Regions from separate parts of the Homo sapiens genome. Here region 1 is linked to region 2. The links are chromatin loops, found by intact Hi-C in ENCODE. Cell type or tissue: IMR-90. All regions are shown on one strand. Each heading gives the region's core, and the rest is flanking DNA. Links, peaks and the distances in the headings are about the cores only. Region 1 overlaps ROR1 (receptor tyrosine kinase like orphan receptor 1). Region 2 overlaps ROR1 (receptor tyrosine kinase like orphan receptor 1).

What was found. Hi-C counts contacts between places; a loop is a spot of excess contacts. Peaks named below come from ENCODE experiments on the same cell type or tissue, not always from the same donor. Only the 100,000 strongest peaks of a DNase experiment are listed, where the experiment ranks them.
Region 1: it touches region 2 in a loop (2.1-fold over the local background); 6 of 110 quality-filtered maps call a loop at or near these places.

Annotation. Positions count from the first base shown.
Region 1 is chr1:63,776,367-63,793,764 of GRCh38, reverse strand. All of the region lies in intron 1 of ROR1 (receptor tyrosine kinase like orphan receptor 1), which reads right to left. It also overlaps the pseudogene RPL19P3. Among named protein-coding and RNA genes, the nearest start is that of ROR1, 11 kb to the right of the region's middle. RefSeq lists an enhancer at 12,660-13,215 and a silencer at 14,193-14,487. In IMR-90, for the core only: no CTCF peak of the experiment used is centred there; a DNase peak (open chromatin) is centred at 14,144; H3K27ac peaks cover 959 bases.
Region 2 is chr1:63,828,660-63,841,145 of GRCh38, reverse strand. All of the region lies in intron 1 of ROR1 (receptor tyrosine kinase like orphan receptor 1), which reads right to left. Among named protein-coding and RNA genes, the nearest start is that of ROR1, 61 kb to the right of the region's middle. In IMR-90, for the core only: no CTCF peak of the experiment used is centred there; no DNase peak of the experiment used is centred there.

The DNA.
Region 1 (17,398 bases), core at 9,205-17,204, 52 kb after region 2:
CTACACAGGTATATACCTGCCAGTCATCACCAAGTGACCGCTGAAGCAACCACCACTTCTTTCTGGAGGTCCTGGGAGGGGAATCAGCAAGCATTCCAAATAAAAAAACATACCCTGAGCTTCTCCTAAGGGCATTCCCTAGAGCAAGCACCCAGGTCCCTGTCTCATTCACCACTGCATTGCCAGCACCCAGCACTGTGCCTGGCACATAGTAGGTGTTCATCGATCATTTGGTTAACTTTTTTTATTGACACATAATAGATGTACATATTTTCAGAGCACATGTGATATTTTGGTACATTCATAGAATGCGTAAAGATCAAATCAGGGTAACTGGGATAGCCATAATGTTATGCTAGGAACATTCTAATTATTCTCTTCTAGCTATTTTGAAATATATAATAGATTATTATTAACTGTCATCACCCTACTGCCAATCGATCATTTGATTGACAAATGAGCTTACCATCGCCATCATGGTAGAAGCCAACGATGCCTCACCAGATTTGAGAATGAGTATCCAGGCTCACCATCAATTATGAAGTTTGGGATAACTTCCTTCACCTGAGTTTTTCCATTCTGTAGCCCCAGATAATAATACCCATCTCGCCTAATCCAGTAGGATTTAGCCATTCATCCCACAAGACTCTGGGACAAATGCATAGAATAATTTTAAAGGGCAGCACTATTTGAGGCCACTTACTTTTTTGGGTAGCTAATCTACACAATGTGAAATCAGAGAAAGCTGTCATAAGATTCTGGGTCTGAGGATTACAGGTTGTCTGGTATTGTGGAAGAGTGGACTGGGAGTCCTAGCACCTCAAGTGATTCCTTTAGAAATGTGAGAATCCTCGGCACCAACTTTATCTCACAGTCCCTTCATCTTTCAGCAAAATACTTAATTCAACTGGATACTCTAGTTAATTCACTCCCACAGACATTAGTAGAAAATAAGTTTTCAGGGAAAGAACCAAGGAAGTTAAGTAAGTTGCAAGTTTCCATTTTTCTCTCATTCTCTCTCTTTGCAAGAGGCAAGGAATGAGAATTGGCGTAATAAGAAGAAGAATAAAGTGATATTCTCATGGTGCCCTGCAGTTTGAAACATTCTTTCACTTGGATCTCTCACTTAATATACATAATAATCCTCTGAGATTTTATTAGCCCATTTTATAAATCAGGAAACAGAAGCCCAGAGAGGTGAAACATCTTGCCCTAGCAGCAGATGAGTAGCAGGCCAGGCCCAAACTGAGATTTTTTTTCTTTCCAAACCATACACTGTTCCCTCTGTGCAGGGCTGTGACTTATACACTCCCCATGTAAATGAGAACTGCTCCCTCTTCGTATTATCTGGATGCTTGGTTTGTTCTAAGAATGCCTCATCTGTGACATGGGGGAAGGATAAAAATAGGACCTACCGAATAGGGTTGTCGCGGCACCTGAATACTGCCTGGCACACAGTATAGACTCTATAAATATTACCAGTGGTAGTAGAAGCAATTGCTGGTTGTACTGTAAACTGATAACACTCCCATTTCAAGGCATTTGCTTTGAATGCCTCTGCACTCACTGCTCCTCCCTCAGACAGTCTCAGGGGTCACCCTTTCCCTTCACACAGGTCTCTCTGCTCAAATCCCCTAAACCTAGAGGCCTGCCAGACTGCCCCATGCGACAGCACCCACCCCACCTCCTTTACAAGCTCTTTACCCTGCTCATTCTTCTTGGCCCTTCCTGTTACCTGCTGTCATGTATATTTCTGTATTTCCTGACTCCTCCATGACCAGGGTCTTTGTTTTGTTCACAGCTTTACCCTCAGTATCAAGAATGATGCCTGCCACGTAAATATCTGTTGAGTGAATAAAGGAGGCCTCATGGATCCTTCTTCACCAAGAAATGAAGACAAAATGGTACTTGCCATCTAAATCCTCGATCTCAGATAGGATTTTAGGTTTACAAGGTGACTTTATAGCCTTTACCTCCTATAATCTTCCATAATCTTCAGGGAATGGATTATAATTCCCATTATAGAGATAAAGAAACTAAGACCTCTTATCCCCAGAAAGGGCAGAGCAACATTCTGGGAAGACAGATGCTAGGTAAGGTCCTGAACCCCACCCTCATGCCCATCCACCATGCCCATCGATTAGCAATGAGGCATGGGGGTCTCAGCCTCCTTCTGAGTTGCTTTGACTCTGGTGGAGCAGCTGAGGTTCAAGGGGATGGTGGGAACTGGCTTACAGAAAGGGGCCTGGGAAGTGAGTTTTATCCCTCAGTCAAGAATCAACATTACAGGCAGCACAATTTTGTGAACTCATTTGTCCAAATAAACCCCTACATTATTACTAATATCATTTTAAAACACATAATGGGCTCTTGTTTTAGTGCCTCCCAGACATATTTTTTTCCAGTGAAAAAAAGGTGACTCCCCTGAGTCACCTTTCCTGATTCTGTCTCCAGCACTCTAACAGGAGCCTGCATTGGCTGCTCCCTCTCCACACCTTCCAGGACCTGTGCCCAGACTCTCACTGTGTCACCATCATTGTTTTCACGCTGCCCACAAGGCCAGACTTTGAGGTCCTAGCAGATAATCCTGTAGCCCCAACACCTGCCCAATGCCTGGCACCCAGCAGGCCTCCATGTGCCTGCTGACCAAGGACCACTCCTGACTCATAGCAGGTGCAAGAAATAAAACAGCCCAGGCTTCTCTCCTCCCCACTACTGCCTCAGGCCCCAAGAAACCCCAGCAAAATTTTATTAAGCTCCCCTTTCTCCTGCATGAAGGAAAGATGTCCCAGCCTGAAGCAGATGGTACTGGGAGGCTAAGGCAGAGTTGCTGTAGGAAATCCAGAGACAAGGGGGCATTTCTGGCCATCTTTGCATCCAGATGGCTTGCAGGTTCAAAACTGAGAACACTTTCCCCTCTACTCATTGAGAGAAAGAAGAGAGAGGAAGAGCTCCCCAGGGGATATTTCCCTAGTAATGAGACCTCTTTCAAAATTCCTGAGAAAAGACAGGGAAGGGCAGAGCAACAGGGAGGGAGAAAAAGGTGCTGAGGGCCGGCAGCCAGCATTCACCACCTCTATTCCCAGCTTGCAGGTGCACCGTCCCTGTAGCACAGTGCCAGGATTTTCCACACCTTCTCTCAAACACAGTCCACACGAAAAAGGAGAAAGAGGAGGATTGTAAGGGAGAATCTGAATTGGTTGCCAATTAAGAGCAGGGTGACCCTAATTTATAGCAGCAAAACCCAGTTATCACAGACTCCATGTTGGGAAAACAGCCCAGCTCTGGAGCTGCCCATTGCTCTCCTGCAAACAGAACTCACAGCAGGTGTCATTTAGCCTGATTGACTTTTTACAGGGCTGGATTCCTCAACTGTTGGAAGAGATAGCCTGGAGATTTTCAGTTGTTCGAAGACGCGTTTTTAAATTCCTAGATAGTCACACCAAGGTAAGCTGGAGTTATCTCGGCCTCTAGGAAGGAAGAACAATGCTTAGTAAAAGTAAAAGCAGAATCCATTCAACTGGCCCAGGCTCAGGAGATCCAGAACCAGACCCTACTGTAAGGAGCATCCAACCCAGTGATAGAGAAGATCCCAAAAAATAGTCATTACACAAATAAATATTCAATGACAAATTATAATGAAGGTTATTTAAGAACACAAAGTGCTAGGAGAGCATGTGAGTGGAAATCTAATCTCACCTGTTGAGTCAGGGATGTGACATCTGAGCCAAGACAGAAGGACTGTAGCTGATGGGTGGGGGAAAGGTGCTTCTGTGGGAGGGAACAGCCCATGAAAAGCCAATATGTGCATAGGTGCCCTATGAGACCACAGAGGGGGTTGTAGACAGCTTGGGAGGGCCTGCCTGAAAGTCATGTCAGTGGATCCTTGCTTTGAAAAATATTTAATGAGTGTCTCTTTGATTTGTGCCAGGCTTAATGTGCTGAACACTGAAGATATGCATGAAAATTAAACACCATTCCTCCTCACCCAGATCTCACAGTGCAGAGGGAGAGACAAACATATAAATAAGTAATCCCAAAAGAGAGTGACAGTGCCTGTTTAAAGACAAAAAAAAAAAAAAAAAAAAAAGGAGAGGAAGGATGGGTGTTTTTTTCCTCCTCCTGATTCAAATGCAAAACCACAATCCACTGTTGTGCCCCCACCCTCCTTCTCCTCCACTCTATTTCTTTAGGTCTTAATTTCCTGGCACCCTGTTACCTGCCAACTTCCTTCTAGATACCATAAGTCTCTTCCTCTGTCCCTCTTTGCCATGTTCACATTGACTTATTTTCACTTCAGAAAAGCTCAAAAGTAATCATTGTCTTAGGCAGTGCCCAGTCCCGACAGCAGGCAGTGCTCAGGTGTCCCCATTCACTGGCTTTGCCCACTCAGAGGCCACTTAATGGGAGGAATCAAGTCAATATTAGATCACTCACCTTTCACTGCTATGGTCACAGCCATGAGTATGCTCAGGCTTCAGAAGAGGCTTGCCTCTAGGGTCCTCCCCTGTGGCAAGAAGAAGGTCTGGTTGGACCCCAATGAAACCAATGAAATCTCCAATGCCAACTCCTGTCAGCAGATCTGGAAGCTGATCAAAGATGGGCTGATGATCCGCAAGCCAATGACTGTCCATTCCCAGGCTCGATGCCAGGAAAACACCTTGGCCTACCGGAAGGGCAGGCACATGGGCATAGGTAAGCGAAAGGGTACAACCAATGCCCGGATGCCAGAGAAGGTCACGTGGATGAGGAGAATGAGGATTCTGTGCTGGCTGCTCAGAAGATACCGCATATCTAAGAAGATTGATCACCTCATGTATCACAGCCTGTACCTGAAGGTTAAGGGGAACGTGTTCAAAAACAAGCGATTCTCATGGAACACATCCACAAGCTGAAGGCAGATAAGGCTCGCATGAAGCTCCTGGCTAACCAGGTTGAGGCCCAGAGGTCTAAGACCAAGGAAGCATGCAAGCGCCATAAAGAGTGCCTCCAGGTCAAGAAGGAGGAAATCATCAAGACCTTGTCCAAGGAGGAAGAGACAAGGAAATAAAAACTTCCACTTTGTCTGTACATACTGGCTTCTGTGATTATATAGATCAGCCATTAAAATAAAACAAGCCTTAAAATATATATATATATATAACATATAATATATATATTAGATCACTCTGTCAAGCCCCACCTCCTTCAGAAAACCCTCCCAGTAATTCCAATCAATGCCGGCCTCTTTCCTTCTTGATCCACAAAACCTACTGCCTGTAACTCCCTGTGGCACTTAATTACATTGAATTTAACAGACAGTCAACACGTTTTAGTGATTTGCACTGGTTTTGACCCTAGAGGAGTTACTTAACATCTCTGAGCCTCAGTTTTCTTTTGGGAATAAAAGCATAACCTCCTTTTATAAATCCACGTGTATAAACACAATCAGAAGTTATCTCTGAATGGTAGGATAATGGGTGAAATTTGTTTTCATTATACATTTCTGAATTTGCTTTTAATGGATATAAATGTTCTCATCAGAAAAAGCAATCAAACTGCTTCCTCTTAGCTTTAAAAAAAGGATAACACCCACTTCATTTTGTTATGAGGATTAGTGAGGTGAGGCTGTGTGCATTGTAGGAACACAATAACCTCATGAAAGCAGCGTCTACTGGCTCAGATAAGGAAACCCCAGGGAGGTGGAAAAGAGATTGGCAGGCTGTCAGACCTCTTCTGCCTCTCAGGAGTGCCTGCTCTGGATATGAAGTCATTCTCTCCTACACACCAGCTTCTTTCCTGGGCTCAGACATGACCAAGGGCATCTCTCAGCTTCCCCATCCCAGAAGGGCTGCCCCTAAATCCCAAGGAAAGACTATGATTAGTTCCTTTTGAAACTGATGAAGGGGCATTTCCCAGAATGAGGGAGTGACAGATGAGGGATTGAAATCAGGGCGATAGGCCGGGTGCAGTGGCTTATGCCTGTAATCCCAACATTTTAGGAGGCCAAGGTGGGTGGATCACTTGAGGCCAGGATTTTGAGACCAGCCTGGCCAACATGGCAAAACCCGTCTCTACTAAATATACAAAAATTAGGCAAGCATGGTGGCAGGTGCCTGTAATTCCAGCTACTCAGGAGGCTGAGGCTGGAGAATTGCTTGAACCTGGGAGGCGGAGGTTGTAGTGAGCTGAGATCGCACCATTGCACTCCAGCTTGGGCAACAAGAGTGAAACTCCATCAAAAAAGAAAAAAAAAAAAAAGAGAAGGAAGGAAAGAAAGGAAGTCAGGAAGGCAGGAAGGCAGGAAGGAAGGAAGGAAGGAAGGAAGGAAGGAAGGAAGGAAGGAAAGAAAGGCAATAGTTCTACAGGGAGAAAATAATATGATTCCACTACAAAATACAAAATGCCTTGCCAGGTGCTGGGTCCACAGTCAATGCTTAATACTTGACAGTGACAATTATTGCAAAGGTGTTGGGCTAAATCAGCATAAGCAGGTGTGATTTAGACGGCCTATGTGAGAATACTGGTGGAAGGTGAGACGACAAAAGAAGGACTGACAGGCTGAAACAGGCCAGGGTGCCTTCCTGGATGTGGATGCAATACAGTTTGAAGAACAAGAATTCAGCAAGAAGAAATGAAAAGAGGAAAGAGTCTGAGCTGGATATGCCAGGGAGGTAGGCCGGTGTGAGGGTAGAAATTCCTGGAGGCTTCAAGATAGGCAAAGGGCCCTAAACCAAGGGCAGGCCACTGACATTTGGATCAATTCATTATTCCCATACCGTTTGGGGTGTATCAGTCTTGCCTCCCTAACAAAAACAGTAAACTTCTTACTGGAGAGGATATTGCCATATTTCTCCTGCATCCCTTTCAGTTGCTAAATCAGTATTTAACCAAACCGAAGCACCAGTGACTTCTTGTTAGTTTACACAGGACGTCTCCCTCGGGCAGGTGGAGCTGCGCCTCTTGGGCCCCTCCTTTCCTTCCCTCCCATCCACCAGCACTCAGATCAATTGCTCTGTGTATTTGATGAGTCTGGGGGAAGCCACTTTCACCCACATCCTGGGATGGCTAAGAAACTTTCTAAACCTAAGCCCTCAGGAAAGATGTGGGAGGATTATTTCTAAAAGGTTTTGACCACCTTATCTACATAGTTTTAACCCCAACACAACCATCAAATCTGACAATTGCTCCTTAAAAAAAAAAAAAAAAAAAAAGGCCAGGCGCGGTGGCTCACGCCTGTAATCCCAGCACTCTGGGAGGCCGAGGCGGGAGGATCACGGGGTCAGGAGATCGAGACCATCCTGGCTAACACGGTGAAACCCCGTCTCTATTAAAAATACAAAAAATTAGCTGGCCGTGGTGGCGGGTGCCTGTAGTCCCAGCTACTGAGGAGGCTGAGGCAGGAGAATGGCGTGAACCCGGGAGGCGGAGCTTGCAGTGAGCAGAGATTGTGCCACTGCACTCCAGCCTGGGCGACAGAGCGAGACTCTGTCTCAAAAAAAAAAAAAAAAAAAAAAAAAAAAAAAAAATCAAGTTGTAGCCAGCGTAAGGGGGGAAATGCTTTATTCCCTGTGCCAGGTGCTTTCTTTCTGGGGAGGAAGACTAATCAGTGTTAAGTCCTGGACTTTCTCTGCACCTTTACTAACTCCTCCTTGCAGAGGCCCGGAGCACAGTCCTAGGCAGCAACTTAGGGATGAGCTGGGTAGCACAGACTGGACATGCTCAGTTCAGCTCCCCCCTTCCTCAGTGGGGAAAAAGGACATTAGTTATCACGTGTCCCCTGGGAGGCCCTGACAGCAGACTCTAACCCACTGAAGACTACCTGGTCACAGGCAAAGTTTTCAATGCTTTGACTTAGGGACACCAGATGTGAGTGGGCAAAGCGCTATGAGCCGCACAGAGAAAAAGAGGTTTAAATCACTGGTGGATTAAGAACATCATCGAAAATTGTTGCTGCGTAGGCCGGGCGCGGTGGCTTACGCCTGTAATCCCAGCACTTTGGGAAGCTGAGCGGGGCAGATCACTTGAGGTCAGGAGTTCAAGACCAGCCTGGCCAACATGGTGAAACCCTGTCTCTACTAAAAATACAAAAATTAGCCGGGCGTGGTGGCAGGCGCCTGTAATCCAAGCTGCTCGGGAGGCTGAGCCAGCAGAATCACTTAAAAAACCCAGGAGGCAGAAGTTGCAGTGAGCTGAGATCGTGCCACTGCACTCCAGCTTGGGCCACAGAGTGAGACTCCGTCTCAAAAAAAAAATTAAATAAATAAATAAATAAATAAATAAATAAAATATATATATATATAGTTGCTGCTTGTTTTCAGTGGTCTACACACCACTGGTCTCCAACAGGCAATATCTTGGGACTGAAAATCCCCATACAACACACAACAGTTCTCTGAAGGGAGGAGATAAAACAGTCATGACTGGGTTAAGCATTACCTCTTTAAGGTAGGCATATGAAAGGCTAATACAGTCCATCACCACAATGGAAGTTCAGGCAGAAAAAAGAAAAACAGCCAATACTCTCCAGGGGGTGTGAAAATTATGTAAAAACTTTGAAACACCCCAGTTGGAGTGAAATCCTAGAAGCAAGGCTATAATCTCTCTTATGGAGAAAAAGTAGAATAAGTTGCTTTCATGTACATTGTCTAAACCCATCCGGAAATGGTGTCAGTTTCCCATGAAGAACAGATAAGAGCCTTTCCAGGGTATCTAGGATTTCAGGCAGCATGTTCTATTTTTACCTTATGATGTTTAACCTTCACAGAGCATAAGAAAGTCCCTGCCCTTGAGAAACAATATAATTATAACCTAAGATTTCCAGGTGCTAAGAAAGTCCGTGTCAGAGATAACTGTATTATAAAATCATGCCTAACAAGGCGCTGAGAACTAGCAATTTTGCCCCATCCCATCCTGTGAAAAATCTTAAAGGAAGAATTGCTGCTCTCCATTCAATTGAGAGATGTAGCTTCGATCACACACCAACAACCAACTATGGCCCAGGCACTGTGCCAAACACTACCCATGGTCCTTCCCCCTCTGTCATGGTAGGCACCATTATGGCTCCCATTTTACACGTGAGGAAAGCCAGTCTCAGAGGTTACGTAGTTTGCTGACCTGGCAGAGCAGTAGTGAGCCTAGTCCATCTGATGCCAAAGTCCTTCTCTTCCTGGCTCCTCTCCCTGCCACAATCACCAACCACTTAGGAAAATCCTGTTTTTAAGTAACTTCTCTGTCTTTTTGCAAGTAAATTTTCCCAGGTTACAGAAATCCCAGAGCCAGGTCCCATCTACAAATGCCTTTCAACTGTTTCTAAAGACAACAGCTATTTGAAGATTTTGTGGATGAAACAAGTGAAAATCAGGCAAATTCACCTTTTGGTGAAACAGTAGTGAAAATAGTCATATATCAGTATATTAGAGGCACAAATTCCAAACAAAAGTAGTCTTTAGAGCAGAAAGTTCAATGGGCCCTAAGTCCAAGGGGCTGGGTTTTAGACAGGCCCTGACAGCTACAGAGTGACCTTGTGTGAGCTGCCAAACTCACCTGCCTACTTTTAAAAGGAAGAGAGAAATAAATCCTATTTAACTGTATTTTTTGGAAAATTAAAGGTAATACTGTACATAAAATGATTTTGTAAGCTGCAAAGCCCTATACAAATGGAGGATTTAATTATAATTATTTTGACTCAGCTATTTGGCTGGGATCTTACAGAGAATTTTAATCATCAGACAGAGTTGAAAAAAAAAACTGCAATGCAGTTTGGCATAATAATGATTAGGAACAAAACTCAGGCCTTAGGATATGCAGGTTCAAATCCTAGTTTTCCCATTTAACTCTCTGTGTGGTCTTGGGCAGGTTACTTACTTCTCTGTGCCTCAGTTTCCTTATCTGGAAAATGGGGATATCGTGGAACACACTGAGCACCCTGCCACATGCATTGTGAGTGTTCAAGGAGTGTTCAGCAGCCGGTGAAAGACCTGGTCAGGATTAATCTGCTTCTAAAGCCCATATACTCTTGCTCTGCTGTGCACCTTTTCAACAGACATGTGGTCGTTGGAAGAGTAAGTAGTTGTGTAGTTACCAAATAGAAGGGAAGACACCAAGACAGTTCGTCTTGTATTTTCTCCCATCTGCCCTTATCCTGGCTTTTAGCCTGGATTCTGCTTTGGGCATGGTGGAGGATTCACACAGGTGTGGAGCTGGAGAGAATCAAGATGCCTAATAGTGAACAATAATGCTCCTAGAACTCTGGCTTACCTCATAGGGTCGTCCTGAAGACTATGCAAGTTAAATCGCTTAAAGAACTTAGAATAGTACTTGGCCCACAGTATGCTCAGTGTGTTAATTATTAGTATACTATTATTCTTTTCATCAAGCAGACAAGAGGGGGAATAGAATTAAGTAGCCTGCACTATAAGAGAAAATGGCTGCATTAGAGACAATAAGACACCATCATATACCTTTGACAAGCAGCCCTGAAATGCACAACATTTTTAACTCCCTGGGACACCCTTTGGGAAGAAAGACAAGTCTTCAGGCTCCCAGTGAAACTGCTTCCTTCTCTCTCCTCCTCCACCCTTCATATGCTAAAAACACAACAGGCTTCATTCAACGCTGTCTTTCTTTTCTTCACTCTCCCATCCCCTGGAGATCAGCTTCATTCCACAGTGAAGGCCTGGTTTAAGAACTCAGGATAGTCTCAGCGAGTCCATGGAGACCCCCAGAGCAGCTGCAGGCTGCTGTGGAACTCCAGCCCTTTTCCAGCAGTGAAATGTCCAACTCCTCTTCCCATCTCCCATCCTTCAATCCCGCACCCTCTCAATCCTTCCTTCAAGGCTCACATCATATCACACTTCCTCCCGAAAGACCCACCCTTCTAGGGATTCTGCATATATAATTGCCAACTCTGTACTCACTGGCTGTATAAAGTGCCTATTTTACTGCCCCTAAAAGGTAAACTCCCCAAGGGTAAAGGCCACCCTTCATTCTTCTAGATTCTCTACAGTGCTAGAGGCACCCTATGTGTGCCATAAATTATTTGGGAAGGGGTTTAATTTACTGGATGGAGCCCCAGGTCTGCATGAAGTGGTCAGACACAAACCAGGTTTCCTATTTTATTCTATCTAAAAATGCTGGTCCTAACCCACTAAATTGATCTCACCACACACTGATTTACAACCTCATGTTAGTTAAGGTAACATTAGCAGCTGTAACAAAAAAAAAAACAAAAAAAAAAAACCTCAAAATCTCAGCCTTAACAATGGACACTTGTTTTTGGTTCACATAAAACCTAAACAAGTGTGGCTTCCACCACACAGTGATTAAGGGAGAGTCTCAGGCTCTTTCCACGTTGTGACACTTTCAACACATGACTTCTAAGGTTGTCAAGCCACCGAAGAAGGATCATACCGATTCTGCCTGGGGAGTTTTTTATGGGTCAAGCCTACAAGCGACAAAAATTACCTCCAATTTCATTTAATTGGCTAGTATTTAGTCACATGGCTTCACTTAACTGTGAGAAAGCTGAGAAATGTTGTCTAGTCATATGACCGGAAGAGATGGAAACATATTTGGTGATCAGCTAGCAATCTCTGCCATAAATCTGTCATTTGAAAAACCCTCCAAGGCAATGATCTAACCTTATTCATCTTTACATCTCCAGTGAGACTATCAGAATATTTGGTTCACTGTAAGTGCATAGAAAATGTATGATCAATGAATGAATGAGGGCAGGTGGTAAATCCTGGCCAGAGTTCTAGGAGCGCTATAGTTCATGATGAGACATCTTGATTCTTTCCAACCCCACATCTATCCAAATCCCCTCCCATACCCAAAGCAGTCCAGTCCTAAAAGCCAGGATTAGGGCAGGTGGTGAATATACCAGAGCAACTGTATTGGTGTCTTCCCTTTCATTTGGTGACTGCACAGTTACTTACTCTTCCAACAATCACATGTCTGTTTAAAAAGTGCACAGGGGAGCAAGAGTACATGGGTTTTAGAGGCAGATAAATCCTGATCAGGCCTCTCACTGGCTACATAACTATAGCAGAACACTCACTGAGCGCTCACTATGCACAGTCTGAGTGTGTTCCATGAATTATTTCATTGACTCTTCACAATAAGCCTATGAAGGAGGCACTCATGTTCTTCCTCTGACCCTCTAATCCCCTGAGAATTAATGTATTCTTCCCCATGTTCCCACAGCATTTTTTCCACAACTCTTTCCTATAATTCACTTGTGGGAGAGATAGTTGCCTGTGGTACCACATCTGCTCATTGGTGTCTCCCCAATCACACTTTAAGGATAACAAAAAGAGCATACATCTGAGAGTCAAAATACCTAGATTCAAATCCCAAATCCCAACTTAATCATTGTACGAATTTGGCTGAGATACTTACCTTCCTGAGCCTCGATTTTCTTATCTGTAAAATAGGATCAGAAGTCCAAACTCCAAGGAGTGCTGAGAAGCATAAATTTAATAGCTTTAAAAAAATGATACCTGGCATATAGCAGGTGCTCAAAAAAGTGAGAATTTTTCTCCTCTCTCCTTGAGGGCAAAGTTAATACTTTATTCCTGGACACGAATACTGTATCTTTCATGTGATAAATATATAATAAATGTTAGTTGAAATACACTGAGTGACAAGCTTCACTGTTGAAAAATAAAATATCAAACCCAACCTCTGCTTTGTCTTTAGAAGTCCTCTTTATCACCCCTCCTGCTTCCCACACGCTTCATTACTCTTCTCTCTTTGGGTAACATGAACTTTTTTTCTTCTACTCAGAAAATTTAAATGGCAAACAGAGCACCTCAGGATCCTTTCCTCCGGCCATTATCCTTCTCTTTCAAGTTGTGCTCAGCAAGATTATTTGGATATTGGAGCTAAAAACGGTCAGATTACAAGTGGAGGTCCCTGAAATGTAACATTCCCCATTGTAGGATTCTGGAATTACACTAAGCACCTGGGAGGGGTTGCTCTTCCCCAAAGAGCTTGCTGTTCTGAAAAAAGCCTTTGTTTTAAGGCATTGCAAAACTGCACTGTGGAATCCCTTCCATCCAGGTCCCCAGCACTGGCCTGGGTACTGCTCAGATCTAGAGCATCTGCATGCTCCCTATAAAACAAAACACTCTGGAGTCCTAAAACCTTGTAAAACTTGCTATTCTCTGAGCCTTGGTTGCTACCTTGCAGCAGGACCATCGTTTTGAAGCCAGATTTTCAAATTTCTTCAGTAAGCCCTTGATAATGATGGTGGCTAACATACTTCACGTTCACTAAGTCCATGGTGCTGTGTTAGGCGCTATAAGTTCATAACATCCTTTTATTCTCACAAAACCCCCCAGTAAGCCACATATTATTGTTATTCCCATTTTACAGATAAGAAAACAGAGGCTCAAAAGTTTAGGTAACTTTGCCCAAGAAGGCAACAAAGCCCCAATTCAAACCCCCATTCCCTATCAGGCTCAAATCCCATTCTATTTCCATTACTCCACGCCACCTCTTTAAGCAGCTATCAAAGGAAGTCCATCCTGTATAGAAATACTTGAAAAAAATAAAGTTTGGACTGTTGATCTTTTTTTTAGTCCCCCTCTCTCTCTTAAAAAAAAAAAAATCTATGGTTCTATGGAGAGAAGCAGGAAAAGGAAATGTAAGGAGGCCAAACATTATGAGGCTTGGCTTATCAGTATTTCATAACAGCTTTTGGATCAAGACTGTACAAAACCTTATTTATGGACAGACAGTTACTGTTAAGCAGAGCCTTTTTATACAACCTTTTCATCTGAGGATGTTGTAGCCTTCTGCTGCCTTTCTATTAGTGAGAGATGAGGTGTGAAATTTGCTGGCCCTGCCAAGATTATCCCATTAAATTATCTGCCCTCTTCCAATGTAATTCACTCAGGGGCAACTGTTTGAGACTCAGGTCCTATGGATGTCCATGCCTGGGTGTTCTGGGGGGTGTGGCTGGGGGCAGGGGATGAAGGAAAAAGTTCAGATGGTGGTAGCATCCCAATCACATAACATTAATCCACGTTTCACTGCCTTACCAAAATAAAGTGGATGCCACAATTATCCCATTCCTAAACAAACTGAAAACCCCAACTGAGCTTACTGCAACAAAGAGAGAGCCTTTTTACTGCTGTTTATTTTTATTTTGTATTCGTTAGCTTTTTAGATATTCCTGGCATGCAAGTCAGTCTCCGTGTAACAAGCAGCTGCATTTAGTTAAGGATTTTCGAAGAGTTGCCCCCATCCCCTCCCCCTTCAACTCCAGAGAACTTTCTCAGACTCTCCTTTCTCTTCCAGTTTCTACCGAACAGTCTCTCCCGTCACACCCCAGGGAATGGGTGAAGCCAGGCTAAGGCCCTTCTGTTTGAGAAAGAGGCCTTGAAGACGTGAGTGTTTCTCAGCTGGAGCTGGATTTGCCAGGGTCTGGTCCTCACTGGGACCTTGAGCTGGCAAGCCAGCTGTCCCACTAGACAGCACTCTAATAAATCCCCGCCTTCTCAGCCTACAACCACAGTTGTCCACCAAGATGCAAATACAAAGTCACTTCATCAAAATATAGCTTATTGATAGTTGGAAAAAACTGGCGAGCACACTTCTCAAACCACATCAAAGTTGAAGCTCATTACAAAAATGTAATTCTTCCAGAACCAGAGATCCAGGCCATCCAACAAGGTGCTTCCAGTCTATCTCTGAGTTTCAGCAAGACCGTCTTAGGGAACTCCAGCACTCGAAGGGAAATTGAAATTGGCTGTCTCCAATAATTTCTTATAACCTCTAGATTACAGCTAAGCAAGCTTCCCTTTGCTGCTGTTGGAAAACCTTGGGAAATACCACCTTTGTTCCATACATTAAAAGAATATAAATTGTAAGAATTAAACAAGGAAAGAATGTCTAGGACAGCCACTAAGGTAAGAGCATGAACTGTTAGGGCTTGTAAGCCCAGTAATGCCACTTTTTAGCAGTGTAACCTAAAGAAAGTAACTTAACCTCTCTGTGCCTAAGTTTACCCATCAGTAAAATGAGCTAATTATGCTATCTCCCTTATAGGGTTGTTGTGAGGATTCAGTGAGTTAATACTTGCAAAAGGCTTAGAAGAGTGATTGGCCCATTGTAAGGATTAGATAAGTGTTTGTTAAATAAACTGTACAAATTGCATCTCAGAATGCTTGGATTCAGAGACATATTTTCTTACTTGAGGTCACAAGGACTTGGCACCATTCTTCAGCTTCTCTCAGGCCCAATTAACAGCCTGCCTGGTGGAAGGGAAACTGGGAGGTGAGAAGTGGGGCCTCCATGGAGTGTGTTAACCTGGGATAAGGCCTAGAACTAGCCACCAACACTCAACTCCTTTCAGCCTCCCCAGGAAGACAACCCATTGCCTCAGGCATCAAACACTCCAAGTCAGCAGTTCCTATCGTTCAGAGGTTGACACTTTTCTTGGAAAATAAGATTATAGCTATAGCTATAAATACAGAACCGTAAAAATGCATATAAAATTGTGTATATTATTTCTGGAAGTTCACATATCCTTAATTTCATGTACCCCAAATTAATTTCACGCACTCACCTCTTGGCTGGGTGCTGTTCTCCAGTACTTTACATGCATGACCTCACTTCAATCTCATAACACTCTTGAAAGGCTCAGGAAAACTGACACACCCACTATACAACAGAGAAAAGATTCAAATCCAGGTCTGTTAAATGCCAAAGCCTGTGCTTGTAACCATTTAGCTTTACTGTCAAGTTCTGCTACACTACACTTCTTTCATACTAGAAGATGGGACAAGAAAAGGAAAAATCCTTGAAAATATGCCATGTTGCATTTTTACTAAGCAAAGCATATATCAGAATTTTGCATACAACCGAAAAAGTTATTCTCCATTCATTCAACAAATATCTATGGACCACTTACTATATATGTGTGTATATACATATGCTATCTGTACATATACATTTACATCAAAGTACATATAGCTTACAAAGTGTTCCATTCTCCATAGGATGCTGTGTAAAATTTTCAGAAATATTTGAAATGGGGTAGATGTTCACCATCAAACCACCAGCCAAACCTGATACTAATTTCAGAGCAAGTGACACTTTCAGAAACTTTCCAAAAGTCTAACTGGGGGCCTATGCTCAAGATACAGAAGAGAAAGGGTGCTATAGGGCAAAGCTGACCCCTCACTAAATATCAGGCAGATTATCCCAGGCATCAGAGAAGCAAAACAGCCTACCATGTATACTGAATCTATATTGGAAATTAAATATTTCCAAAACTGAAGGAGACAATTTGACCACACCCTTTGCCCATCCCACCTTGGTTCGGCTCCCCCTAGCCAGCCAGGGAGGATTTTCAGGCATCTCTAATAAAGTTGGGACTAGTGGACTTGGGCTCTCAGTGTTTTCACCAGAAAAGCTCACAGTCTTATTGCCTTCAAGACACTTCTATTCTAAAAGTACAGACAAATACCTATTTAAATGGCAACGGAAGGTTTACAAAATGATAGCAAACACAGTAGCAAGCCACCTCCCTCTGGCTCCCAGCAGCCAAACCACAGAATCTATAAGATTTTGAGAAAGGCCAGGTAGGTTCCTAAAGCCCTGGGCTTGGGTGCAGTTATAAGGTAAGCTTCAGGTTCCTAAAGAAGTTGAGCTTTGCATAGGGAGGGGGTAGATGAGAAATCAACAATGGACAGACCAGAAAAAATAAATTTAAAGGTTTTCTTCTCCTGGCTAACAAAATAGAAAAATGATGGGAGAAATGTTTTGTATCTTTTTAAATAAATACATGAAACATATCTCCGCTTAAGCTGATTTCCTGAGCCACTGGCTGGGCTACCTTAGGAATCTTGAGTCCAAGAGGAGAAAGTAAACGTGAGTTCTACCAGAAGTCTTGACCCCAGAGAAAAGATCAAACATTCACAAAATGGAAAGGGATTTATAAAACAACAAATAAGACAATAATAACAGATTTGAGCTCATTACTAAAGAGTATGGTGAGAGAAGAGAGACAGACCCTCTCATATTGTTTTATATTGTTTTATACTCAGAAAAGGAAAGAGAAGCGAAATTAAAGGCAGGTAGCCCGGCACCTAGGAACCAGACCTGAAACCAAGGAACCAGACCCGAAACCAGGCCTGGGCCTGCCTGACCTAAGCCTGGTACTTAAAGATCGACCCCTGACATAACTGGTTATGTTATCTATAGATTCCAGACATTGTATGGAAAGACAGTGTAAAAATCCCTATCCTGTTCTGTTTCGTTCTGATTACCAGTGCATGCAGCCCCCAGTCATGTACCCATCATGACCCTCTCACGTGGACCCCCTTAGAGTTGTGAGCCCTTAAAAGGGACAGGAATTGCTCACTGGGTGTCTGAGGAGTTTTGTCTGTGGCTCCTCCTGCTACAA
Region 2 (12,486 bases), core at 4,487-12,486:
TGAGACGTACATTTTGTAATACATGTAGAGTATGTATTATAATACTCCATCAAAAATGGTGGCCAGTATTATAACCATCATGATAAACTAGTTGGGGAAGAAATACTCATAGAAATACTCATAGAAAAACCACTCAGTTAGAGATAATGCAGAACATTATAAATGCCATTGAAGTGCTAAAGCGCTAGAAACACAGACCCTTAGGAACCTGTTGAAAACAGTAGTAGTTAACACTGTGTTTTAACTTATTTAAACCAGCCCAACAAACCTATGAATGAATAGTATTATTCCCATTTTCTAGATGAGAAAACTGACACCTAGACAAGTCAAGTAACTTACTCCGGTTCACCCAGCAGAAAGTGGTGGGGCAGGAAATAAACCCAGTCTGTCTGGCTCCAGAGTCTGATGCCAAGCTGGCTCCTCAGGGAGAATCATGCATTTTTATGACTTATATGTTGAAGACAAAAGAACTGAACTCTTTGAAACTATTTGCCTTCAACTCACAACTATTATACAAATACTATTTACTCAGAATTGGAAGATTATTTTAAAATATCTAAACAAGGCCAGGTGCAGTGGCTCACACCTGTAATCCCAGCACTTTGGGATGCCAAGGCGGGCAGATCACCTGAGGTCAAGAGTTCGAGACCAGCCTGGCCAACACGGTGAAACCCTGTCTCTACTAAAAATACAAAAAAATTAGCTAGGCGTGGTGGCGTGTACCTGTAGTCCCAGCTACTCAGGAGGCTGAGGCAGGAGACTCACTCGAACCCCGGAGGCAGAGGTTGCAGTGAGCCGAGATCGCACCATTGCACCCCAGCCTGGGCAACAAGAGTGAAACTCCATCTCAAAAAAAAAAAAAAACTAAACGACAAGCAGAGAGACTTTTCTAGGTTAGCTCAGGTCCTATTTCACAGATTCTGAAAACTGTAAAGGGAGGAAGATTTAATGCTTCATACCAAACACAGTGTAAGACAAAATCACAGTGCATCATGGATGGATGCACAAAATCCAAAGTGACTCAAAGTGTAGGGCTTTGGGCTTAAAGCTCTGAGGCACCTTTATGAAATAAAATGACTCCATTTACCAACTCTCATTTCCTACTGTTCATAAGCACTTCCTTAAGCTTAATATATACTCCTCTCAGATGCAGAGTTTTGGGGGTTGTTTTTCCATTTCCATGAGAATAATGTAACAGACTGATGAGATATATTCAGCCACTGTGTTGGGCCACCTTGGATTTTCATCAAATTTTGTTTTATTTAATTTTCAAAGAAAATAATGATGAAATACCCTAAATATCCAATCACTGAGTGATGGCTAAATAAAAGAAATAAAAGAAAAGAAAAACAATATCTATAAAGACTTGGAAAAAATAGTATTATGTATTAAGTGAAAAAAAAGCTTGCTACAAAATAACATAGACAAGATGATTACATTTATGGATAAAAATGTATGCATAGGGCAAAAAAGCCTGCAAGGAAATGTACCCAAAATATTAAAAGTGATTTTTTGTGTGTTTATAATATGAGCCCTAGTCTTTCACTTTCTCAGTGTTTCTTTATTTTCTGAATTTTCTTTGGTACATATATTATTTGCACCTTTTTTAATTGCAATAAGCCAATATAAAAACAAAAAAAAAGTTCAATGTGCTATCCATTGCACTACAGAGCCTTCTTATACTTTTTAAATGTTTGGAATATTTGTATTACAGACAGATTAATGGATAAATAGATGCCAAATTAGATAGATAGATAGATAGATAGATAGATAGATAGATAGATAGATAGATAGATAGATGATATGGAGACAGACATTCTTTTACCAAAACATTACAGAACAGCTCCTCTTAGAAATATGGTCAAAATCTGGCTTCCCCGTCCAATTCAGCTGTCTCTTTCTTTAAACCAATCAACCATCTATTTCTTTAAGGTAAATGTTACTTAAAAGCATCTTAGATGGACAGATCTGACTTTTGAAGCCCTAAACAGAGGGTACAAGTAACCAATTAATGCATGAATTACAGCCATGCGTCACTTAACAACAGATATGTTCTGAGAAAAGCATTCTTAGTTGATATGCTTGTTGTCATGTGAACATCACAGAGCGTACTTACACAAACTTAGATGGTATAGCCTACTACACACCTAGGCTTTATGATATGGCCTATTGCTCCTAGGCTACAAACTTGTACAGCATGTTACCATACTGAATACTGTAGGCGACTGTCACACAATGGTATCTGTATAGCTAAACATACCTAAACATATAAAAGATGCAGTAAAAATACAGTATAAAAGATTAAAAATGTTACACCTGTAGAGAGCACTTATCATGAATGGAGCTTGCAGGAATTAGAAGTTGTTCTGGGTGAATCAGTGTGAGTGAAAGTGAAAGCCTAGGACATTACTATACACTACTGTAGGCTTTATAAACACTGTACCCCTAGGCTACACTAGATTTATAAAGTATTTTCTTTCTTCAATAGAAATTGGACAGCTTACTGTAACTTTTTTATTTTATAAACTTTTTATTTTTTTAACTCTGGACTCTTTTGTAATAATGCTTAGCTTAAAACATAAACACATTGTATAGCTGTACAAAAATATTTTCTTTATATCCTTATTCCATAAGCTTTTTTCTATTTAAACATTTTTAAGTTAAAAATTAAGACACAAACACACACATTAGCCTAGGCCTACACAGGGTCAGGATCATCAATATCACTGTCTTCCACCTCCACATCTTGTCCCCTGGAAGCTCTTCAAGGGGCAATAACAGGCATGGAGCTGTCATCTGCTATGATAACAATGCCTTCTTCTGAAATACCTCCTGAAGGACCTGCCTTCAGGTCCTTCAGGAGGCTGTTTTACAGATAATGTTTTATTTTAGAAGCAAAAGCAGTACACTCTAAAATAATAATAATAAAAAGTATAGTAAATACGTAGACCACTAACATAGTTGTTTATTACTATTATCAAGTATACTTACTATTATCACAAATATACTTACTATTATCATTATACAATTAGGTATACTGCATATAACTGGAGGTGCCATAGTTTTACAGGACTGGCAGGGCAGGTTTGTTTACACCAGCATCACCACAAACACATGAGTAATACACTGTACTACAACATTACAATAACTACAGCCTCTCTAGGAGTTTTTCAGCTCCATTATAACCCTATTGGACCACCATTTATATGCAGTTCTAACGCTGACTGAAAGATGATTATGCAGTGCCTGACTGTAGCTACCATACAAATGTGACAGGAAGAGTAACTTAGCTCATACACAATTACATACATACTTATTTTTTAAGAGACGGAATCTCGTTTCTGTCACCCAGGCTAAAGTGCAGTGGCACAATCACGGTTCACTGCAGCCTCAACCTCCTGGGCTCAACTGATCCTCCTACTCCAGCCTCCCAAGTAGCTGGGACTACAGGAACACGCCACCGTGTCCAGCTAATTGTTGTATTGTTTGTAGAAACAACGTCTCACTATGTTGGCCAAGCTGGTCTGGAACTCCTGGCCTCAAGCAAAGATACACACTTTCTTTTGACAGCCACAAACAATTAATTATCAATATAAATGTCAATATGACACACTGAAATTGCTTTTCAGAAAAGGTTATCCAAATTTAATTTTGTCAAAGAAAAAAACCTGCTCTACTGGCCAGAAAGTACTGAGTTCAGTCTAATGAAATGAGTAGAATAGGTACACAAACTACATAGGGAACTTTGAGGGCTGTTTCCATCTGGAAATGTGCATCATGTACACATTACTCCACATGCAACCAGTCATCCTTTAACCACTTTCAAAACACCAGCCATAACACAATCTGAAAAAGAATAATAGTATGCATATTTTTTAAAAGAATACAATTATTGGAAGAGCTTTGGGAAATGAATGCAGCCCTACTGTGGAGGTCAAATTCATACGTAGTAATAAAATGAAAACAAATCTGACATACTGAACACTTGTCATGTGGCTCTCACTGAAAGGGTAAGCAGAATTTTCAAAGCAGGATAGAAACTGGAGTTCAGTGGAAAGTACAGACGCTTGACTACCTTTCTTTATGGGGAACAGAAACATTCTATTAGCCCCCTGCTGCTTTGGCCAAGTTAAGCTCAGCCTCCCCTGCCATTCATCCAAGACAGGGAACCGATGTCTTGATGCTGGTTAACAGATAATTCAAACACGCACACACACTTCATCGCTATAAGAGGTACCTCTATGTGGTTGTCAGCCTTTAGCAATATCAACTCAACAGGCCCACAAGCTTTTTACAAAATAAACATAAATTAATTGGGAGACAAAGATGGAGGGATAGGAGGGGGCATTCTTAAAAAGATGGAAAGTCAATTGCATTAGTGGTCACAAAAGAACCAGGGGTGTTTTTGTTTGGCAGTGGAGCAGCTACATGCAGAATGTTAACCTCTTTAAATAAGGCATTGGTGATTTTAAGAAATTAATTTTAGGTCTGATTAGTGCCAAGTGCAGAATTTCTGCAAGAAGAAGTCATGGAGTAGAGAAAAATCTACAGTGTCTGTTCCTCTTTCTGTTTATAACCTCTGGACTTTAGTATCGTCTCTTGGGCTACCTGCAGAGGCCTTTTTATACTCATCAACTCAGAATTCCCCCCTGCTAATTATGAAATCTTAAGAAACTGGGTATAGGAAAACACAACTTTTGGTCATAACTTTTTGTTCCTATTTATTAATATATCCTAACTCACTTGGCATTCCACATCTATAGACACTATTTATGGTTCGTAAATTTAGTTTTTCCACTGGTTCAGATAAACAGGTCCTAAAAATGATTTAAGATGTGCTTTTTTCTACAAAGTCTCAAAAGCCATCAGACACTACAATGAGTGTGAATCATGGACGGACTATGGTGTTGAGGCTTAGGGCTTGGACTCTGGAATCAGGCAAACCTGGATTCAAATCCTGACTTTGTATGTCAAGTTGTGTAACTTTGAGCAAGTTCTTTAAGTTCAAAATGGTCCTGACCCCAGTGGGGCTATTGGGAGGAAGGAATGCAATAGTTTACAAAAAGCAAGCAGCAAATCTGAAAATCTACCTCTTGGGGCTACCTAAGGAACAATGTTTTCAAATTATAAAATCTCTGCTGGGAGACAATAGAATCAAGAAGAAAGAGAGTGTTTTCACTTTAGTCACTACACAAATTAAAGTTTCTGTGGGGCTAGTGTCAGCTTTACTTTAACCTAAATGTGTGACGTATTAACCACTCCCAAGCTCCATTTCCTCTAAAAGGAGACGGTTGTCTCAATGAAGCTCTATCAAGATCTGAATACTTGCAAAAATGAAATCCACATTACTGTGTGCACCCTATATTGTCCAACAACACAAGTGCCTTTTAACAATGAGATCATATTCTCTTTCTATCTACTTCTCCCATACTTTAGTATATTTTACTGCACTATGAGCTTCTCAAAAGGAAGGACAATGTCTTGCCTGTTGTTTCTACCCATAGTGCTTCTAACAGTATCTGGCACACGACTGATGACCGATGAATAAATGAGTGACTGAATCATCTCAGTATCCTCCCCAAAGGCACATAAATTTTGCACACAGTAGGTATCAAAATACGTTTGTTGGAAAAATGGATTTTAGCAAAACTGGGAGTGCCTTTATAGGTAGGGACTTCCTCTTACTCATCTCTGCAGCCCCTGGGCCTGGGCAGAACCTGGCACAAAAAGAAAGGAGGATCATCTAATCTTTTTGCTCTGGAGACATGCTGGCAATTGACCTACTCAAAAAGTAATTGGTAAGGTGTGTGTGGATTCCAGTTCCAGAAGGCTTTCTCTGTGTCTGGCACTGTACCAGATGGTTTGCATGATGTTTTCTTAACAGCTCTGAAAGGGATGAGTGACATCATTTTAAAATGAGTGAGCAAGGGCTCAGAGAGATTAAGTCACTTGCCCAAAATCACAAAGCTGATAAATAACAGAGCTGAGATTTAAAACCAGGCTTCTGGAACCTGTGCTTTTTCCATTATGGGAGGTTAAGAAAGAAGGGAAAGCACCAAAATAGATGGGACCACCTTATTTGAAGCTGTGTGACTTTAGGGGAGGATGGAGGAGGCAGCAACAGGTAAATAGGGCTCAAGGAGTGAGGTTGACCAGTGGGGCCAACCGCCCCAGCCAATTATTGATCCATGAGCCTGCCACCTGCAGCCATGAACAGCAGGTCTAGAAGAATGTTGATTAGAGCCATTTCCCAAGCAGAATTGATCAGGTAGTGGCTGGCGGTAATGGCAGTGCAGACCAATTCCTTCTGGTCATTATATACAAGTTCAGGCGAGCCCAACGACATGCCTTGGGCCCAGATCTTGGAACAGTAGTCCACTTGCCATCTTGGAACCAATGCACAAAGCACAAGAGCTCCCACATGGAAAGACTAACCACATTTTCCAGACTGAGTGCTAGAAGAGGAGGAGGCCTGAATACTTTGTCTCAGAGGAAGAAATGTAATAACTCTTGGTTTTGGAAAAATCCATTTTAAGAGTAAGCCTAAGTCCCATGTGCTCATCATAGAAACAAAAAGAGATAACATTAATTGTCAAAGCATCAGAACAGAAGAGCTGCCATTTTTTAAAAATGCTATTTTATAGTTTTGCTAAGATTCAGCATGTAAACAGCAGTACCCCTCCTATGACTACAGGGAAAACTAATTTAATAAAATCAAATATGTTTGAACATCTTCTGTTTTTAACAGTAACATCAACTAGAAACCTGGAATCTTATACATCCGTATACAGGCAAGATAAAACACTCAGTATAATTACTTTTTAATTCATCTAAGGGTACAAAAGTAATTCTTCTAGAGACACCACACTAGACTCTCTAGTTTGCAGGCTCAGAGTAACCCACTTTAAATATCTGAAGCAGATCCTGCCATCCCTCAGCTCAAATGCCCCATGCTTCCGGAGGCTTCTCCATCTCAGCTCCACCGAGAGGGTCTAAGCCCAGGGTAACATCTTTCTTACTACAAGAGCTTAACAGCCTGCTTAGATGGAGAGGACAAAAGCTACACAGGATGTTAGAGAGAAAGCAATGCCAGGTCAGTAACTAACTGAGCTTTTTCCCTGAGTTGGAAACAAACAAACAAAAAAAAAAAAAAAAGAAGAAGAAGAAAAGTCAAAAAAAAGCCCTCGAGACGGAAAGCATTGATGTAATTTCACTATTCCTAAGCATGCCAGAAGCCATAAATATTTGTAAAGCATAGTCTTTATATTTGCAACATTCAAGGGCATAACTAGAAAAAAAACCAGTGCGTAAATATGCACATGTGCTAACTATTCTCTTAGATCACCCAAAAGAAAAAAAAACGCAAGCAGGCAAGCAGAAGTCCAAATACTGCTGGAAAAGTTTGGGTTGTTTCTGTCTGAAATTTACTCTGATCAGCAGAATCTGTCTTTGCACACTACCTTGAAGGAAAAAAAAAAATGAAAAGGAACTTTATAGATAGAACCTCCAAACCCGTGCTTGACTCTTCTCTGTCCTCTCCCCTCCCAGAGCAGCCAATCAGAGCTTGGAGAACACATCACCCCCAGGGACTATTCTGAGGCTCGTCCCCGAGCTAGCCAGAACCCTGGGCCCTGGGAGCTTCCCCTTGTCACCCTGAAGACCCACAAAACAAAGCAATCCTTCTTCCAAGATGGCCCTCTAACTATTTAAAGATCATTCTCATGTCTTCTCCTTTTCTGGCTTGCTCTTTTCTGGACATACCTGGTTTGTCACTGTTAATACCCCAAGGGTGGTCTGACCAGCACACACTTAGAAAAGATAAAAGCACCAAAACCCTTCCACTCAGGCAGTCCATTTCACTTAACACTACTAATCAAAGCAGCTAAACATTGTAACTAGGGATCCCTGCCCCAACCCACAATTGTACTTAAGTGGATTAATATTAATAATAAAACAGCTACCTGTTACTGAGTGTCTGCTGTCTGCCAGGAATTGTGTTAGACAGAGTCAGTTCTGCTATAACACAACATATGAGTTCTGAGAAATCACCACACTATGCAAAATTGTGCAGTAAAAACAGCAGAGTTTATGGGAAAACAAGATTGGAACACACTACTACTTTCTTGTGGAAATGGGCATTGTAAGGGTTACAGCTTATGGGTTATTGTGAAGTGGTGGGTGGGGGGCTGGTTATCAGAAAATGGACAGAAAGTTGTAATGGCAGATGTGGATGAGTGTAACTCGAGTGTAACTCAACACACCTGGTGAACTGAGGAGCTGGTAGATGTTTCAGGTGTGTGTGTTTGTATATTGCCATGCATCTCACTTTAGCTGAGTGCCGTCTTCTGAGTCCACCTAGTACTTTTCGTGGATAAAACTGACTATGTAAGTAAACATAAAATTTGCATTATTCTCAAATTTTTCTGAATACATCAATCAGCTTTGAAAAAATGTGTGTGTTTTCAAAACAACTGTTATAGCAGCACTGACTGTGCTTTATCTCATTGAATCCTAGCAACACTGAAAAATCAGTAGTACTAATTCCATGTTCCAGAAAAGGAAACAGAGGTTCAGGGAAGTTAAGTGATTCCCAAAGCCACATCACTGGTTGATACGGTTTGGCTCTGTGTCCCCACCCAAATCTCATCTCGAATTGTAATCCCCACATGTCAAGGGAGGAGACTGCTTCTCCTTCACCTTCCACCATAATTGTAAGTTTCCTGAGGCCTCCCCACCCATGCAGAACTGTGAGTCAATTAAACCTCTTTTGCTTATACATTACCCAGTCTCAGGCAGTTCTTTATAACAGTGTGAAAACAGACTAACACAGAAAATTGGTCCTGATAGAAGTGGGGCATTGCTATAGAGATATCTGAAAATGTGGAAGTGATTTAGGAACTGGGTAACGGGCAGAGAATAAAAAAATTTGAAGGGCTCAGAAGAAGACAGGAAGATGTGGGAAAGTTTGGAACTTCCTAGAGACTTGTTTAATGATTTTTACCAAAATGCTCATTGTGATATGGACAATGAGGTCCAGTCTGAGGTGGTCTCAGGTGGAAATGAGGAACTTATTATGAACTGGAGCAAAGGTCACTCTTCCTATGCTTTAGCAAAGAGACCGGTGGCATTTTGCCCCTGCTCTAGAGATCTGTGTAACCTTAAACTTGAGAGAGATGGTTTGGATATCTGGCAGAAGAAATTTCCAAGCAGCAAAGCATTCAAGATGTGACCTGGCTTTTTCTGAAAGCATACAGTCATAGACATTCACAGACAGATGGTCTGAAATTGGGATTTATGTTTAAAAGGGAAGCAGAGTAGAAAAGTTTAGAACACCTGTAGCCTGACCATGTTGTAGAAAAGAAAAATCTATTTTCTGGGGAGAAATTCAAGCTACCAGCTGCAGAAATTTGCATAAATAAAGAGAAGCTGAATGTTGATAGCCAAGACAATGGGGAAAATGTCTCCAGGGCAATTCAGAGATCTTCATGGCAGCCCCTCCCATCACAGGCCCAGAGGCCTAGAAGGGAAAACTGGTTTTGTGGGCCAGGGGTCCCTCCTGCACTCCCTGTTCTGTGCAGCCTCAGGACATGGCACCTTGAGTCTCAGCCACTCCAGTTCCAGCCATGGCTAAAAGGGGCCAAAGTACAGCTCAGGCATTGCTTCAGAGGGTGGGAGCCCCAAGCCTTGGCAGCTTCCACCTGGTGTTGGGCCTGCGAGTGCACATAAGACAAAAGTTGAGCTTCAGAAGCCTTTGCCTAGATTTCAGAGGATCTATGGAAATGTCTGGATGTCCAGGAAGACGTCTGCTGCAGGAGTGGAGTCCTCATGGAGAACCTCTACTAGGGCAGGCAGAGGGGGAAAATGGAGTTGGAGCCCCCACACAGAGTCCCCACTGGGAAACTGCCTAGTAGAGCTGAGAGAAGAGGGCCACCAGCCTCTAGATCCCAGAATGGTAGATCCACTGGTAGCTTGCACTGTGCACCTGGAAAAGGTGCAGGCACTCAATGCCAGCCCATGAAAGCAGCTGTGTGTCAGGGGTGCTGTATCCTGCAGAGCCATAGGGGCAGAGCTTCCCAAGGCCTTGGGAGCCCACCTCTTGCATCAGCATGCCCTGGATGTGAGACATAGAGTCAAAGGAGATTATTTTGGAGCTTTAAGATTTAATGGCTGCCCTGCTGCGTTTTGGACTTGGTGCAGGGCCTGCAGCCCCTTTGTTTTGACCAATTTCTCCTATTCGGAATGGGAACATTTACCAAATTCCTGTATCCCCATTGTATCTTGGAAGTAATTAACTTGCTTGTGATTTTACAGGCTCATAGGTGGAAAGAACTTGCCTTGTCTCAGATGAGACTTTGGACTTGGACTTTTGGGTTAATGCTGGAATGAGTTAAGACTTTGGGGGACTGTTGGGAAGGCACGATTAGCTTTTAAATGTGAAAAAGACATGAGCTTTGAAAGGGGCCAGGAGTAAAATGATATGGTTTGGTTCTGTGTCCCCACCCAAATCTCATCCCAAATTGTAATCCCCACATGTCAAGGGAGGGACCTGGTGGGAGGTGATTGGATCATGGGGGTGCTTTCCCCCATGCTGTTCTCACGATAGTGGTTGTTTTAAACCAACAAGATCTGATGGTTTAAAAGTGGCACTTCTCTCTTAGCACTCTCTCTCTCCTCCTCTGCCATGTAAGACATGCCTCGCTTCCCCTTCACCTTCTGCCATGATTTTAAGTTTCCTGAGACCCCCCAGCCATGCAGAAGTCTGAGTCAATTAAACCTCTTTTGTGTTTATAAATTACCCAGTCTCGGGTAGTTCTTTATAGCAGTGTAAGGTGCAAAGCAAGAATATGGCCAAGGTCTACCCAGCCTCTTCTCCACCACCTTATGCCCTATTGTTACCACTTTCTTTTACTTTGGCAACCAGTGCTGGGTAGGAGGTACTGTGACACTCTCTGGGACTTAAAAGCAGATTCAAAACTGCTCTGACTCCTCCACTCCTGCTTTAATTGTCTGCCCCACAGTGGCGTAAAAGTTAATGCAAACATATATGTCTCTAGCGTTACCCATGTCCCTTCCCTCAAGTATGAGCTACGGCCTCAAAGATAATTAAGTTTTTATGAAGGTTTTTTTTTTTGGCCTCATTGCTATGATATTCACCAGTCAGATTCAAACAGAATTTAAGCTAATTTCATGGAGCTTAAGGATTTACTTTCTGGAAGGCCCTTTCACTGTTTTCACAACCTCCCTTCCTGGGAGCTTGTGTTCAAGTTCCTTGGCGAGGAAATAAGCTGTCTTACTCCATAAAATGACTGTTGAAAATGAAAGTCAGACCAAGTCACTCCTTTCTTGGAAGACTTCCATGGCTCCACACTGTCCTTAGGATCAAGTCCAAGCTCCCCAGCATGGCCTGCAAAGCGCTCCTTGATCTGTCCCCAGACTATATCACGAGCCACATCCCTATCCACTTATCTGTCCCCACACTGGATATTCCAGAAAGATTGAATTACTTTCAGTTCCACCAGTACTCTATGGTTCTGCACTTCCAGACTCTGTACATTATTCCTCCTACCTGCAATACTCTCCATGCCATCAATTACATCACACTCCCTTCGCCTGTTGAATGCCCATTCCATCCCCAGATCTCAGCTTCTATGTTCCTTCCTCCTGGAAGCCTTCCAGGGTCCTGTCCCCACATCTGAATTAGGAATCCCTCGTGACGGTGCTCCCATAGCACGCTGCACATTCCCTATCACACTATCCCTATCACCCGCATTCCCACTTTGGTGAAATTACTTATTTGTCCAATTATTAAGCTCTGTGAAGGCAGGAACTGCATCTGGTTGATTAAATGAATAAATAAGTGAATACATTTGCATAACACATAGCATAAAAGAGCTTTCATGTGCAACATCTCATCTGACCCACATATGCCATATGAAACAAATGGGGAATCAAACAAAGGATCCAAGGGAGCAAATGCATTAGCTATTACCACACAGCCAGTACGTGGCGGAACATCCAAGTAAATTATAGCAACTATGTTCTAGGCACTAGGTATACAGCAATAACCAAATCAGACAGAAACACCTGTCCTGGTGGAGCTCACATTCCCAAATAAATAAGTCAATATATCAGTACATCAATATATCAGTTTATCAGATGGCGATGATATGATGGAAAAATAAAGAAAGAAAGGAAGGAGATAGTTAGGGCCTCACTGAGATGGTATAATCTGAACAAAGACCCAGAAGAGGAGAGGGAGTGATCCCTGCTGGTCTGTGGTCTCCAAAGTGCTGAAGCAGGAGTAGCCTGGCAAGTTCAAGGAGGAGCAGCAAGGACAGGACAGCTGGAGAGGAACAGCTGCATCTTGGAGAGGAGAATAGTAGCTAATATTTCCTGAACACCTACTATGTGCCAGGGGAATAGAGTAAAAAACCAGAAAGACAAATTCTGTTTTTACAGACCTTACAATCTAGTTGCTTAGGTTTA